Linked DNA regions of Homo sapiens: region 2 is linked to region 1. The links are chromatin contacts, found by Hi-C or POLR2A ChIA-PET in ENCODE. All regions are on one chromosome and are shown on one strand. The core of a region is the stretch at or near the end of the contact, and the rest is flanking DNA. Distances in the headings are between cores, read along the strand shown.

The links. A loop is a pair of places that touch in the nucleus more often than their neighbours do. ChIA-PET counts read pairs that join two places held with the same protein, here RNA polymerase II (POLR2A). Pooled maps may share reads with other maps.
Region 2: a map of heart right ventricle shows a loop between it and region 1 (2.5-fold over the local background). The contact joins two enhancer-like sites. A Hi-C loop is called at or near these places in 5 of 168 maps with a recorded cell type or tissue (Caco-2, PC-3, PC-9 and 2 more) and 4 of 50 pooled maps. POLR2A ChIA-PET finds 5 or more read pairs at or near these places in 1 of 52 experiments (activated CD4-positive, alpha-beta T cell).

The regions. Positions count from the first base shown.
Region 1 is chr10:17,345,745-17,353,016 of GRCh38, reverse strand. The region is part of intron 4 of ST8SIA6 (ST8 alpha-N-acetyl-neuraminide alpha-2,8-sialyltransferase 6); the gene reads left to right. Among named protein-coding and RNA genes, the nearest start is that of ST8SIA6-AS1, 38 kb to the left of the region's middle. Within about 2 kb of position 4,261, at least 15 of the 41 ENCODE cell types and tissues checked have a DNase peak (open chromatin) inside an H3K27ac peak, as active enhancers do; they include heart right ventricle, where a contact is called at or near this core.
Region 2 is chr10:17,425,250-17,432,521 of GRCh38, reverse strand. All of the region lies in intron 2 of ST8SIA6 (ST8 alpha-N-acetyl-neuraminide alpha-2,8-sialyltransferase 6), which reads left to right. Among named protein-coding and RNA genes, the nearest start is that of ST8SIA6, 26 kb to the left of the region's middle. Within about 2 kb of position 3,566, at least 4 of the 41 ENCODE cell types and tissues checked have a DNase peak (open chromatin) inside an H3K27ac peak, as active enhancers do; they include heart right ventricle, where a contact is called at or near this core.

The sequences.
Region 1 (7,272 bases), core at 3,012-5,511:
TACAGGGTGACTACATTGACAGCTGAAAGCAATACATATTTTATTTTTTTTTAATTTAAGAAGTGTGTACTTTATGATAGGTGATTTGGGTCAGCTGTCAGATTGAAAAAGCTTTTTTCTTTGTTTCCTCTGCATCAAGACCATTTTTCAGCATTAATATACTGTCATATCATCTTCTATTTGTCATTACCATACAGCATGCCTGTGCATTTAGAAAAAGCAACAGAAACCACACCATGTCATTACTTCTTCCGTATTTAATAACAGAAACTAACTCTTGCACATTTAGGGACTAGCTCCTCTCCTTGGTCTTCAGAATATAAACTTTGCCATCAAAGTATATGGAACTCACGTGGGGTTCACTGGTCTTCTAAATTCTACTTCAAAATTTATCTCCCAAGTTGTACTCAATATTAGCTATATATTTTTATGTTCACATGTCAAATACGCTCCCTTTCAGCCTGCCTTGTGTTTCAAATTCTCTTTTCCTTACAACATTGCTTGCCATGTCTTCATTGGTACATTACATTGTTTACACTGGTACAATATCAAAGTAGATAGATCTTTCTCCAGTGTTTTAACATTGTTCCTTCACTCATGAGTTTATATTTCAATTGACTTCCTATCCTTTGCTTTAATCATCATATTCTTTTATATTTCATTTTACCTTGCGTTAGTTCTGACACTCTACTCAAATATATGAGCTGGTCTTTTACAAACTGAACAATATCAATGTACGCATTAGCTGTTAAGGGAAAAACTTAGACATCTGAGTTGCTGATTGAATTTGGACTTTTTGAAGAGTTTTACTTATTATTCCTTTAAATTTAAATGTTTATTTTTAATTGATGAATATTGTATCTATTTATGGAATAAAATATGGTGTTTAGATATATGCATACACTGTGGAATAATTATATCAAGCTAATTAACATATCCATCAGCTCATATGCTTAACATTTTTTTTTTTAGTGAGAACATTTAAAATCTGCTCTTTTAGCAGTTTTGAAATCTGCAATACATTATTAGGAACTATGGTCACCATGTTGTGCAATGGATCTTGAAAAATGTATTCTTTCTGCCCAACTGAAACTTTGTACCCTTTGACCATCATCTCCTCCCAACCTGTTGTAACCACCATTCTCCTCTGTACTTCTATAAGTTCAACTTTCTTAGATTCCACATGTAAGTGAGACCATGCTGTATTTGTCTTTCTGTGCCTAGCTTAGTTCACTTAGCATAATGTCCTCCAGGTTTATTCTTGTTGTCTGCAAATGACAGAATTTCCTCATTTTTTAAGGCTGTATACTATTCCACTGTGTATATATACCACATTTCATTTATGCATTCAGCCATTGATGGACACTTAGGCTGATTCTACATCTTGGCTATTGTGAATCATGCTGTAGTAAACGTGGGAGTGTAGGTATCTTTTTAACATATTGATTTCATTTCCTTTGGGTATTTATTCATTTTCTTTCTTTAGCTGTCATGTTATGTGGGGCCCTAGGAGTTTGGGTTTCATCTAGTATGTGATGGTGGAATAATTTAACATAAAATGAAGGTTAAATATAGATGTCCTGGTTACAGTACTAAAATTTTTTTTTACTTTTATCCTGGAAGAAATTTAACTTTTTTTTTAACCCCATTTAACAAATGAAGAGGTAGAGGTTCAGAGAATTGAGATGAATTTTCCAAGGTGTCATCACTAGTAAATGAAGGAACTGGATATCTAGTCTTGGAATTCTCAATATCCATTGCTGCCTCTGCCATCACATGTCAAAATGATTAGTGCAGTAGACTTGTGCAGGATAGATAGGACAGGTGGCCTCTTCTGCACTAGGCCAGGTGTGAAGTGATGAAGACATGGACTGAGAAGCCCAGTAGAGCAATTAGAAGAGAGATGCTGGGGTGGGGGCAGGGAACACTCAGCAGTTTCAGGGAAAGGGAAAAGTGGCAAGATGATGAAATGAGGCTTCTCCAGTTATTGAGGTCTCGTAATATTCTTGGCTTTTCTGAATACCATGTCTTCCATTTTGTATCTCACTAGATTCATTAAGGGGCAATCACTGATGTCTGACTTTCTGATTCTAAATGTACAGGTCATGCCACCTTCCCAATTTTTTGAGGGAGCCCTAGTTTGAAGATCAAACTCTACTCTGAGATTAGTGTCATGGATTAACCTGAAGCAGGGATAACTATCAATGGCCGTATCTTACCTGTCAGTGTGATGTCAGCCTGATGATCACACAGACTACAGACAGCTCCCCTGTAGGTTGCTGGGATTTTTCCCAATGTACCAAGTGGCTAGTTCAATAGACAACTCTATTTTAACTGAGGTATAGAAGTGTTGCTAAAAAAAAAAAAGGTGGTGTCTATTTGAAGCTCTTAATTTTCCTCCAATCTATTGGGGCTGAAATGGAATGTTTTCCTGCCTTTGGAATCCCTAAATCACTGGATTTCTTAGATCATTTTTGTTTTGTTTTGTTTTGTTGAGATAGGGTCTCACTATGTGGCCCAGGCTGGTCTCGAACTCCTGGACTCAAACGATCCTCCCGCCTCAGCCTTCTGAGTAGCTGGGGCTAGATCACTGTTTTCTTAATAACATAAACTACTCCTTTGGTGTGAAGCAAGCATTCATTGTGAGCCAGTCGATTCTAAAATCACAGTATGTCAGCATGCCATCTCGATTTTATTTTTTGTTTCATTTCTTAAATACTCAAAGATGCTTTGTCCTCCACGACACAGCCAAATCCTGGAAGGAGCTGTCTATACCTACTCTTTCATAGTACCTTCTACTTATTCCATGACCTTCAAACTGGTCACCATGAACCACGATGAATCCTTCTCATCTACTTCTTGCCCAATAACTGGAGGGACTACGGACTTTGGCCACATCGCTCCAACCACTTCCACCCCTGTCCCAACCAGTTTAGAACCAGTTATCCCTTCCTCAAGGAAGCCTTCCCTGGACAACCTGATTAAGTCATTGCTGATGTATTATCCTGAAATTCACCTTCATTACACTAGCCACGATTAATACATTTTCATTTGTGTGTGTATGTGTGTGTGTGTGTGTGTTTATTTAATTTACAGACCTGGTTAATCTGAGTCATGTGTTTTATGTAATGCATCAGGAAGAACAAAGGATCTTTCTAGGTGGTTCAGAAAATAGGTCAAGACTCACTATAGGAACTAGGAGTTGGAAAGGGCTGGGGAGTACAGTCTGGTTTCTAGGCTCAGCTTTAAGTTGACTCCATGTGTCTTGTTTGTTTCAGGCATTTTATTATTGATGTTTCTTGTTTGTTATCCCTAATCTTTCATTTTCTTTTAAATTTGGTCTCCCCTGTAAGTGAATAAGTTACTACTAGAACATCTTAAAGGCAGCATTTTACCTTTGCCGCTGGTTATTTATGGCAACGTCTTTATTCTTATTAGGCTAAGCCAGTTTTCCTAGCCAGTGTCTTTATCAGTAAAATGGAGCAATACTTAACCTCTGTGAGTTTTTATGAATATTCAATATGTCAAATGCTCAGTACAGAGTCCGTTATATATTAGAATCTCAGTACATGGTAGCTATTCTGATTATTTCCAGTTTAATATCATTTTTCTGGCTTACAATTAATATTTTACTAACTAGTTTAAACTCTTGGTATCTGCAATAAATACAGCAAGTCTGTGATGGAGCAATAATGCTATAATAGTTTCTGTTCCAGTCCTCTGCCTAGGGGGATGTGTAAACAATTATAAACCCCAGTTTTGCTTTTGTGATCATTTCATATGGATTATACCACGTTCTTGGTAAGGACCAACTCTTCCTGTTCAGTTCGTTCTGTTTGAACTTTCTTTGGTCTTTTCATGATGGAAAGTAGGTCACACCAAGCAGAAAGTATTAAACTTCAACTTTCTAGGTTATCGTCTTTCTGTGCATTATTTTCCGTAGAAAAGGATTTACCTTTATATGAACTGTCTGTGGCTTGTCCCTCCCTTTCCAGATGGCCGGTCAAACCACGTGCTCTGAGGTCTAATCAGGAATCGCTCTGAATTCCCTGAAAATTAATCAGCTCGAGTACAGGCAGAGCCAAGAGTTACGCTTCCCGCCCCGCCCCGCCCCGATTACTTAGCCCTTGACTAGGGCTAAGTAAGGGCTGAGGAACCCAGGGTAGGAAGGATCATTCTTATTTGAGATTCTGCTGGGTGAAGCCTAAGGGCATAGATGAAAAGTTAGGATTTGGAAGGGAGCCAGAAGCCAAAAGCAGTTCCCAGAGGCCAGGCAAAAACAGAAGCTGAGTGTGGGACTGAAGCCAAAAAGCGGAAGATGATGAATTCCACAGCGAACCGTGGGAGCCGTCCTGGAACAATGCCTGAGATGCGCGCTGGCTTTCTGGGAGCAGTTAGGGCCCCTTTAGGTATGTGAACCCGCCTCACTAAATGGCCATGAGCAGAACTGAACTGCCTACCTGTTTCTCCACCTGTGCAAGACACAGTTTCTCAGAGCACAGACGAAGCTCCTTGAAATATACGTGCATTGCTGGCCCTTGCCTAAGCCTACAGTTAGGACTTGGCCTGGTAAATTGAAGTTCATGAAATAATGAGACCTTTTATAAAAGACAGTGGCATAAATACAAAATATACCACGAACATTTCCCTTAAGAAATGTTTCACAGAGTAGCATATTGGTGTAATTACACATAAGACTGATTCAGCATTATAATTACAAAACTGTTTTCATAGGATTCAGTGTTAATTCAGGCTCTCAATATGTTGCCAAAGTCTGCAAAAAAAAAAAAAAAAAGGTTCCTACTCTTCCCTTTTCCTTCCCTAAAAATATCTAACTGAATAAAAGTTTATAATCCGTCAACGAAAATTGGTTTCTTTACATTTTCTTCTTCACACATTGAACAATAATAGCAGTGACCTAGATTTTTTTTTTGTCTGCAAATTAAAATATATTCTGAAATCTTAACATTCATCTTAACTGTTGATTTTGTATTTTTAGAACTTGTGTTTTTCACACTTAGCAATTCACAATCAGCTTTAATTTTTTTTTTTTTTTTTTTTTTGAGACAGAGTCTCACCATCGCCTAGGCTGGAATGCAGTGGCGCAATCTCGGCTCACTGCAACCCCCATCTCCCGGGTTCAAGCGATTCTCCTGCCTCAGCCTCCGATTCTCCTGCCTCAGCCTCCCAAGTAGCTGGGACTACAGGCACGTGCCACCACGCCCGGCTAATTTTTTGTATTTTTAGTAGAGACAGGGTTTCACTGTGTTAGCCAGGATGGTCTCGATCTCGTGACCTCGTGATCCACCCGCTTTGGCAGGCAAAGGACACTCTTGCAATTAGACCCCTGGAGGGATCCTTGCAAGTCACTTCTGTCACAGCTTTATGCTCATTGCAAATGGCACCTGAAGGCAGCCGGATGGGTGCACCCCTTACTTCTTTCCAAAGATTTCACAGTCCTGCTTTTTCACAATCTCACTCCGATTCTGCAACGTGATCCCGTTTTTTTTTTCTTTACAAGTCTTAGCATGAATTAAAACCACAACAGGTCACCACCTTCATTATTATCATTGCCCTCTCCCCTCTCGTTTACGCTACTCTGTGTGTCAGAGAAGTCAGCATCCTTCTCCCAGTGGCCTGAATCAGAAAGCCCTGCATGACCCTTGCTGTCTTCTCCTTCAGTGTCCATTTCTAGTCCATCGCCAAACTTTTGCTAAAGTCTCACACCCTAATGTTTTAAATCTATCCTTTTGCAATCTCACCACCCATCTCTGGTCTGGGTTACTGGGATGGCTAATTGTATGTGTCTACTTGGCTAGGCTATAGTACCCAGTGATTTAATCAAATGCTAATCTAAGTGTTGCTGTGATGTATTTTGTAGATGTGGTTAACGTCAACAATCAATTGACATTAAGTAAAGGCGCTTTCCGTTGATAATGTGGGTGGGTCTCATCTCAATCAATTAAAGGCCTTAAGAGCAAAAACTGAGGTGTCCCAGAGAAGAGGTATTTCTGCTTCAAGATTGCAGAATCAACTCCTGCCTGGATGTCCAACCTGCAGGCTTACCCTACAGATTTTAGATGTGCTAGCCCTTGCAATTGTGTGGACCAATTCTTAAGTCTCGATAGATCGATAGATAGATACATAAATACATAGATACAAAGATACATAGAGACATACATAGATAGATAATACAGATATAAGATAGATAGATAGATGATAGACTGTTGATTGTATTTTTCTGGAGAGCCCAGACACACATAGCTATTGTTCTCTCTTAACTGGCATGTTGGTTATCTATTGCTGCATAATAAACTGCCCCCAAACTGATGGCTTAAAACAGTGATTTCATATTCTCTCTCAGTTCCGTGGGCTGCCTGGGCTCAGCTGGGGAATTTTTTTGTTGTTGTTGTTACTGTTTTTGAGACAGGATCTCACTCTGTCACCCAAACTGGTATGCAGTGGCACCATCACAGCTCACTGCAACCTTGACCTCCTGTGATCAAGCAATCCTCCTGCCTCAGCCTCCTGAGTAGCTGGGACTATAGGAGCATGCCACCAAGCCCAGCTAATTTTTGAAATTGTTGTAAAGATGGGGTTTCCCTATGTTGCCCAGGCAACTCCTTGGCTCAAGCGATCCTGCCACCTCAGCAAAGTGTTGGGATTACAGATGTGAGCCAGCACACCCAGCCCAGGGAACTCTTAATGGAGGGCTTTCATAGGGTTGCAGTCCACTGGAGTCATCTGAGAGCTCGCCTGAGTTGGACATCCAAGATGTGACGCTCACATGTCAGTTAAGTTACCATTGACTGCTTACTAGGAATTCAGCTAGAGCTGCCACCTAAAGGATCTTCAAAGGAACCTCCATATGTGACTTGAGCTTCTTGCAGCTCAAGAAGGCTCAATTCCTTTGGGGAATGGCTGGATTCCTTGGGGAAGTGTCCAGAGAATGAACGTTCCAAGAGATCCAGGCAGAAGCCACAACACTTTCTATGACCTCGCATTGGAAATCCCAGAATGTCACTTCTTCTGCCACATTCTACTGGTTCAAGCACTTCCTAAGGCCAGCCCCGATTCAAGCGGAGGAATTTTAGGTTTCATTTCTTGTCATGTGCATGTAGGGAGAGAAAGAGTTGATGGTGGCCACTGCAACACTGTGTCATTGCCTATCTTTCTAACTGATTAGTGGGATCTTTCTGCAGACCCACTAATCTATCCTCACTGAAGCCAGGGTGCACATCCTAAAATGCATATCCCATGTGTCACTTCCAT
Region 2 (7,272 bases), core at 2,317-4,816, 80 kb before region 1:
TTTTAGCATAAAGGTCATAAACTGGCAATAATAATGTATCATAAACGCAGGTAGTCTCTTGAAATTCACATTCGTACGCATTACATCACGGCAAATGCGTGGGGTGGAAAAGGACCTTCTCCTCCTGTCTGCCCGGATTGTTGTAATTGCCTCAGAACTAGTGTCCCCTTCCAGAATCTATTCTCAAAACAGCACACTAAGTGGTCCTTTTAAATACAAACTCCATCCTGTCCTCTCCTCCAGTGACTCCTCAGTTCACTCAGTGAAAGCTGAAGTCCTTTCCGAGGCTGGTGAGTCATTAAAAAATCTGGTCCCCACTGCTTCTCTGACTTCATCTCTTTCAATTCTACTTGCTCACTGTGTTCCAGCTGCATGGAACTTCCAGTTATTTCTAGAACATAGTATGCTCTGGCGCCTTGTCTCCAACAGTGTTCTCTTCCTGGACTAAGGGTCTTTCATGAGCATCCCCCAGATACCCACCTAGTCTACTTCTTGCTTCCGGTTTTCGGCTTCCGGCTTCCGGCTGTCTCTCCCTTCAGCCTCCACTCCTATCCCTACTTTCCGCTTCCTCTTTCTTTGCCCTATTTTTTCCTGTACCACTTTTCACCATATGACACCACATATATTTCACAGTACTTGTTCTTATCTATCTCCTCCTACTAGGCAGCGAGCTCCATGTGGACAGAGATGTTTGTCTGTTTCATTTACTGTTGTGCCTGGAATAATAATGGCATATAGTAGAAACTGACTATTTGTTGGGCAAATTCCTTTTTTTTTTTTTTTTTCCAAACGAAGACCATGAGGCACAGAGAAATTGCAGTGATTTGCCTAAGGTCACACAGTTAGTAAGTATACAACTTGGGACTTGAACCCAGGACGCCTTCCCGCAGGGTTGTTTTTAGGACAGAGAGGATCTCACGCTGGCTTTCTGAATTCTTTCCTTGTTTTTCCAGCGGGCTCTGCGTTGTTGTTCTAACAGTTTATGCTTTTTCTACCATAGCCCAGGCGGGCTATATTTTTCAGAAATCCAAATAAATCTATATTACAGTCACACCCTTTCCCCCCCCTTAAAACGAAACTTTTATTCACTAAAATAACTGCTTTCAAATTGGTATATCATTATTCCGGTCACACTTTGAAATGATGTGCTTAAAATACTTTTAAAACAGCACTGTGAAGAAATTTCTTTTATATAAATGTTACAAATGTGGTTCAAAAGACCTGCCCTGACTTTCTTTCCCTTACCCTCCATCTCGGGGTGGGAGCTACCTGATCCTCAGGTGACTTCCAGCCATCCTCAGCGGCTAGTTCTCATCCTCATGTCGGCCAAAGGTGGCAGCCCTTGGGGCAGTCTGCATCACAGTTGAGAAGAGAAAAAAGGACGAGAGCAAAGGGCTTCTTCCTAATGAGGCTTTGCCTTTGTAGTTGAAAAGGAAATCCCTACTCAAAGATTTCTGCCTAAATCTTTTTAGCCATAAGTGTCACATGCTCAGCCTTGGCTTCTGGAAGTCTAGAAATATAAATGTCTCGCTTGGTGCCTGTGTATTGAAGGCAGGGAAAGGAAAGGGGTTTGGGAATGGCTTTGGGCCACTGTCTGCCACAAGAGGGAGCCCCAGATCACACTGAGCAAGTCTTTCACGTAACCTTAATAAGAACATAAAAGGAATAATCAGCAGAGCAAATAGACAACCCACAGAATGGGAGAAAATATTTGCAAACTATGCATCTGTCAAAGGGCTAGAATCCAGAATCTACGAGGAACTCAAACAAATCAGCAAGAGAAAAATAATCCCATCAAAAAGTGAGCAAAGGACATGAATAGACAGTTCTCAAAAGAAGATATACAAATGGCCAACAAACATAGGAAAAAATGCTTGACACCACTAATCATCAGGGAAATGCAAATTAAAACCACAGTGAGATACCACCTTACTCTGGCAAAAAAAATGGACATTATTAAAAAGTCAAAAACAACAGATGTTGGCGAGGATGGGGAAAAGGGAACACTTAGACACTGCTGGTGGGAATGCAAATTAGTACAGCTTTTATGGAAAACAGCGTGAAGATTCCACTAAAAGTGGATCTACCATTCAATCCAGCAATCCCACTATCAGGTATCTAGCCAAAGGAAAAGAAATCTATATGAAAAATACACATGCACACACGTTTATAGTAGCACAATTCACAATTGCAAAGATGTGGAACTGACGTAAGTGCCCATCCAATGAGTTGATAAAGAAGATGTGGTGTATATACACCATGGAATACTACCCAGCCATAAGAAGAAACAAAATAATGTCTTTTGCAGCAACCTGGATGGAGCTGGCGGCCATTATTCTTAATGAAGTAACACAGGAGTAGAAAATCAAAAACTGTATATCCTCACTTATAAATGGGAGCTAAGCTATGAGTATGCAGAGGCATACAGGGTGCATATAATGGTCTTTAGAGACTCAGAAAGGGGAAGATGGGAGGAGGGCTAGGGATCAAAAAACTACACATAGGTACAATGTACACTGCTCCGGCGATGGGTGCACTAAAATCTCAGAATTCACCACTGTACAATTCATCCATGTAACAAAAAAACACTTGTACCCCAAAAACTATTGAAATAAAAAAATTTTAACAAAGAATATAAATATTTGGAAGAGAAGAGATGCTATAGAAGAAGGTACCAGATGCTAAATGAAGCTCCAAATGGTAAAACGTGAAGTACAAATAGAAGTTGAAAAAGTAAGGCCAGGCATTGTGGCTCACGCCTGTAATCCTGACACTCTGGGAGGCTGAGGCGGTCAGATCGCTTGAGCCTAGGAGTTCAAGACCAGCCTGGGCAACATAGTGAGACCCCATCTCTACACAAGATACAAAAATTAGCTGAGCACGGTGGCATGCACCTGTAGTCCCAGGTATTCTCAGGAGGGTGAGGTGACAGGATCACCTGAGCCCGGGAGGTGGGAGTTGAAGATTTCATGGGCACACAGGGAGAAACACACAGGGAGAAAGTGAAAGGGAGGAGAGGCAGTTGGAAGGGCTTCCCGAGAAAAGCAGCCGCTGAGCTGTGTCTCCGGGGACGAGCTAAGCAACCATCCAGGTGGAGGAAGAGGCGGCCAAGCAGAAGGAACAGCAAGTAAAAGAAAAGCTGAATTCATGCCACTGCACTCCAGCCTGGGCAACAGAGTGACACCCTGCCTCGAAAACAGAAAAGAAAAATAGAAATAAAAGGTAGAAAAAGTACTGAGGAGTATGTGGGGGTGCTGGTGGTGGGGTTAGTCGTGGTGATGATCTATTATATCCCTAAAGTGAAAAACTGGCAGTATAAATGAATAAGCGATCATAAATTGTAAGGGTAATTGATGTAGTCCAAAATATGAAACCAAGTTTTAAAGAGATATATCTACTAATACTAGATATAAACCAACAGGAGGAGGGGGCACTACAGAACGAAACACAAGATGTTAAATGAAGCCCCAGATCCCGCTTACTGTATGTGCTACTAATATCATCATGAATCCCCACACACAACAGGAAGGGGGTGTGGCGGTGCAGCTCAGGCCACAAAAGCCACATAACATGTTGACAGCGTTCAACCCCCATTCATATCTCAGGTTATCATGGACTGACTTCTGCCCCACCTACTGTTCTCCCAGCAGGCTTTCTGCCGAGATGGTCGGCAACATAGCCAACAGGCATCTATCCTTGTATTACTTGCTTCCTCGAATTTGACCATGCCTTCCGCATCACACGATGCCAGCTCTGTGGCTGTCCTCTGCTTCTTGGCACTGCTCTTCACCTTCCTGTCCCCTTTTCTATCAATTCAGACACATTCTTCTGTCTGGCCTCTGCGCCCTTTTACTTGCTGTTCCTTCTGCTTGGCCGCCTCCTCTTCTACCTAGCCGGCTGCTTAGCTCCTCCCTGGAGACACAGCTCAGCGGCTGCTTTCCTCGGGAAGCCCTTCCAACGGCCTCTCCTCTCTGTAACTTTCTCCCTGTGTGTTTCTCCACATAGGTCAGTATGACGCCAGTGTCGACTGACTTTATTTGCCCACTTCTAGGGTAGATTGAGAACAATGCAACAGCAGGGACTACCCATCATTTTTGTATCTCCAGCATTTATGGAGGGTCATATATCAAATAAAAATAAGCATTTGCTACATCAGTGAATGAATGAAAGTATTAGGGTTTGTAATGTGCTCTACAGACAGGAAGCCATCAGCAAGACAACTAAGGAGGGCCAGAGTGTGGGGAGGGGAGGGGAAGGGCCGATGGCGGCTGCACCAGGACACACCCAGCTGGGTGCTTGGCACATATTATCTGCTTATCATCAAAGCAACCTATGGAATACATGTTCCAGGTTTTATGCGATAGCATTTAAAGAAATGGGCATTGAGGGAGATTTGGTCACTCACTTTAGTGAGGAAATCTGCTAGAGATAAGACTAAAAGTTAACAGGGCTTAAAATGAAGTCAAAACAATGTCTCAAAATGCTCTGACAATAAACACGATGATCTTGTTTCTTTTTCTTCATACAAATAGAAGGACTCTTGTGTACTTCTTGCCTACTCAAACTCAGAGGCAAAAAGAGAAAGTGCTAGTCAGGGCTGTCCTCTTTTCATCAGCAAGTGTGTTTCCATGAATCCAAGATACCTGGCCATTTCTGATAGGCCATTGCTCCTGCTCCTTCAGGAATAAAGGACGAAGTGCAAGGCATCGCCTTATCAACAGGCAAGTGTCCAATGATTGCCTCTGTGAGACTGAGTCTGACTTCAGTTCTCAATATTGTCTTTTTTGGAAACCCCTTGTCATACTGTCCCTGGAGAAGAATGTCCATGTATATCAGGACTTTGGCTGAATTCACATTCAGCTGCCATCCTCAAGTTCTTGTTTTCACTTGACTGTCTCCGTGACCTTGATCTATAGAAAGGAAATCCCATCACCTTCTCCTCTGTAACTGTGAGGCAGCAAAGACAAAGCTGCTGATTGTTCTATGGCTTCGGCTCATGCTGTGATGGTGCAGCGCACTTTGAAGAGGCCTCTTCTGGAATCATTCTGACTCTGTCACATCCCCATCCCAGGTCTCCATCAGGTCTCCATCGCTCTACATCTGAAAACCTTTGGTTGTAGAACCTTGGCCTAGAGCCAAGTGTGGTCCCCAGGCCAGCAGCATTGGCAGCACCAGGGAACTCCTTAGAAATACAGATTCTCAGATCTCACCCCAGAAGACTTAATGAGAGACCCTCCAGTTGAAACCCAGTCCCTCCTAATGACTTTGATACATGCTAACATCTGAGAACTCTCATTCCTCAATGCTGGAGGTATTAGCAGTATCTTTGATCATCAGACCGTGGCATTGAACATTTTTCTCTGTTTTTTCTTTATCCCCCTTTCCCCCTTTCATGCACAGAACTTTTTTTTTTTTTTTCAGACACAGTCTTGCTCTGTCTCCCAGGCTGGAGGGCAGTGGTGCGATCTCAGCTCATTGCAACCTCCGCCTCCGGGTTCAAGCTATTATTCTCCTGTCTCAACCTCCCAAGTAGCTGGGACTACAGGTGCACACCACCATGCCTGGCTAATTTTGGTATTTTTAGGACAGACAGGGTTTCACCATGTTGGCCAGGCTAGTCTTGAACTCCTGGCCTCAAGTGATCCACCCACCTCTGCCTCCCAAAGTGCTGGGATTAGAGGCGTGAGCCACTGCGCCTGGCCCCGTGCATAGAACTTTTTCTGTACCAAAAGATGAAGTCTTTCTGCCAGTAGATCCATGAATTTTGTGGAAAATATCAAGAAGGGACAGGATTTTGGTCTAAAAGACCACCACGCTTTTACATTGTAGCAGCCAGGCTCAGCCCGTAGCCCCTCAGGTCTTACAACGAAAGTGCTTGCAAGTCAACTTCCACCTGCCAGCCTGAACATTTCTTTGCTTGAGGGCTTTCTCTGGCTGGCTGAACCACTTTCCTTGAGATGTGGGAGAATTAATGTCCCTGGGAGCAGCCTTCAATTAATGACTGACAAGTGTTGGCTTTTAAAAACGCCAGCTCTTTTTCCCACTTGGGTATCTCTGAAGCTGGTTCTCACTGGCTCCCAGAACTCTCCACACCGTTTTTTGCTGCAGTTTCTCAGTTAGCCATGTAAAAACTTGCTAGATAGCATGCATTTTATGACATGCATTTCCTTATGTATCTGTTTTAATTGCCTCCTAGTCACCCCATTGGTAAAGGGAGATTCTCACCCCAGGATTATGGGGATACCTAGACACATGACACCCAGCACTAGATAAGGAGATGGATGGCAATGTATTAGTCCCACATGTTCACAGCAGGGCAGAAGAGGACATCGCGTGCCACACAGGGTCACCAGCACTTGGGAACAGAGTGAAGAAGCAGGGGCTGTGGGAGGCTGGCTTTGTAGTATCAGCAGGGTGGAGCTTCCTCTAGTGCCTGTGGGAGGATGTGACTGTCTCGTTTGAATAATGCTATGGGGTGGCAGGCAACTGAACCCCACTACTCAGAGATAAGCAGGAACCGTGACTGGTTCCTGTGATAAGGAGGATGGCTTGGCTAGGGTACCTTATCTGTGGAAAAAGAGTGGGGATGGGAACTTGCAGTTAGGGCATTTGAGGCCCTCACAGTTTTTCCCAGATGTCAAAGCATGCATAATATTGGATCTTAATTTTAGGCCTTATACCACCGTATCTCCACCTTCCCGCTTCCCTCCCATTTTACCTGCAATTATCTCCTAAACAACCTACTTACATTTCTTTCTTTCTTTCTCTCCCTTCCTTCCTTCCCTTCCTTCCTCCTTCCTTCCTTCCCTTCCTTCCTCCTTCCTACCTTTCCTTCCTTCCTTCTTTTTCTTTCTTCCCTTCCTCCCTCCCTCCCTCCTTTCTTCCTCTCTTTCTTTCTTTCTTCCTTTCTCTTTCTTTCTCCTTCCTTCCTTCCTTTCGTTCTTTCCTCTTTCTTTTGACAGGGTCCCACTCTGCTGCCTAGGCCGGAGTGCAGTGGCATGATCTCAGCCCACTGCAGCCTCCGCCTCACAGTTTCAAGCATTTCTCCCACCTCAGCCTCTCAAGTAGCTGGGATTACAGGCGCACCACCATGCCTAGCTAATTTTTATATTCTAAGTAGAGACGGGGTTTCATCACGTTGGTCAGGCTGGTCTTGAACTCTTGATCTCAGGTGATTCAGCCTCCTCGGCCTCCCAGAGCGCTGGAATTACAGGTGTGAGCCACCCATGCCTGGCTTATATTTCAGTCCTTGTCTTGTGGTCTGCTTTTGGG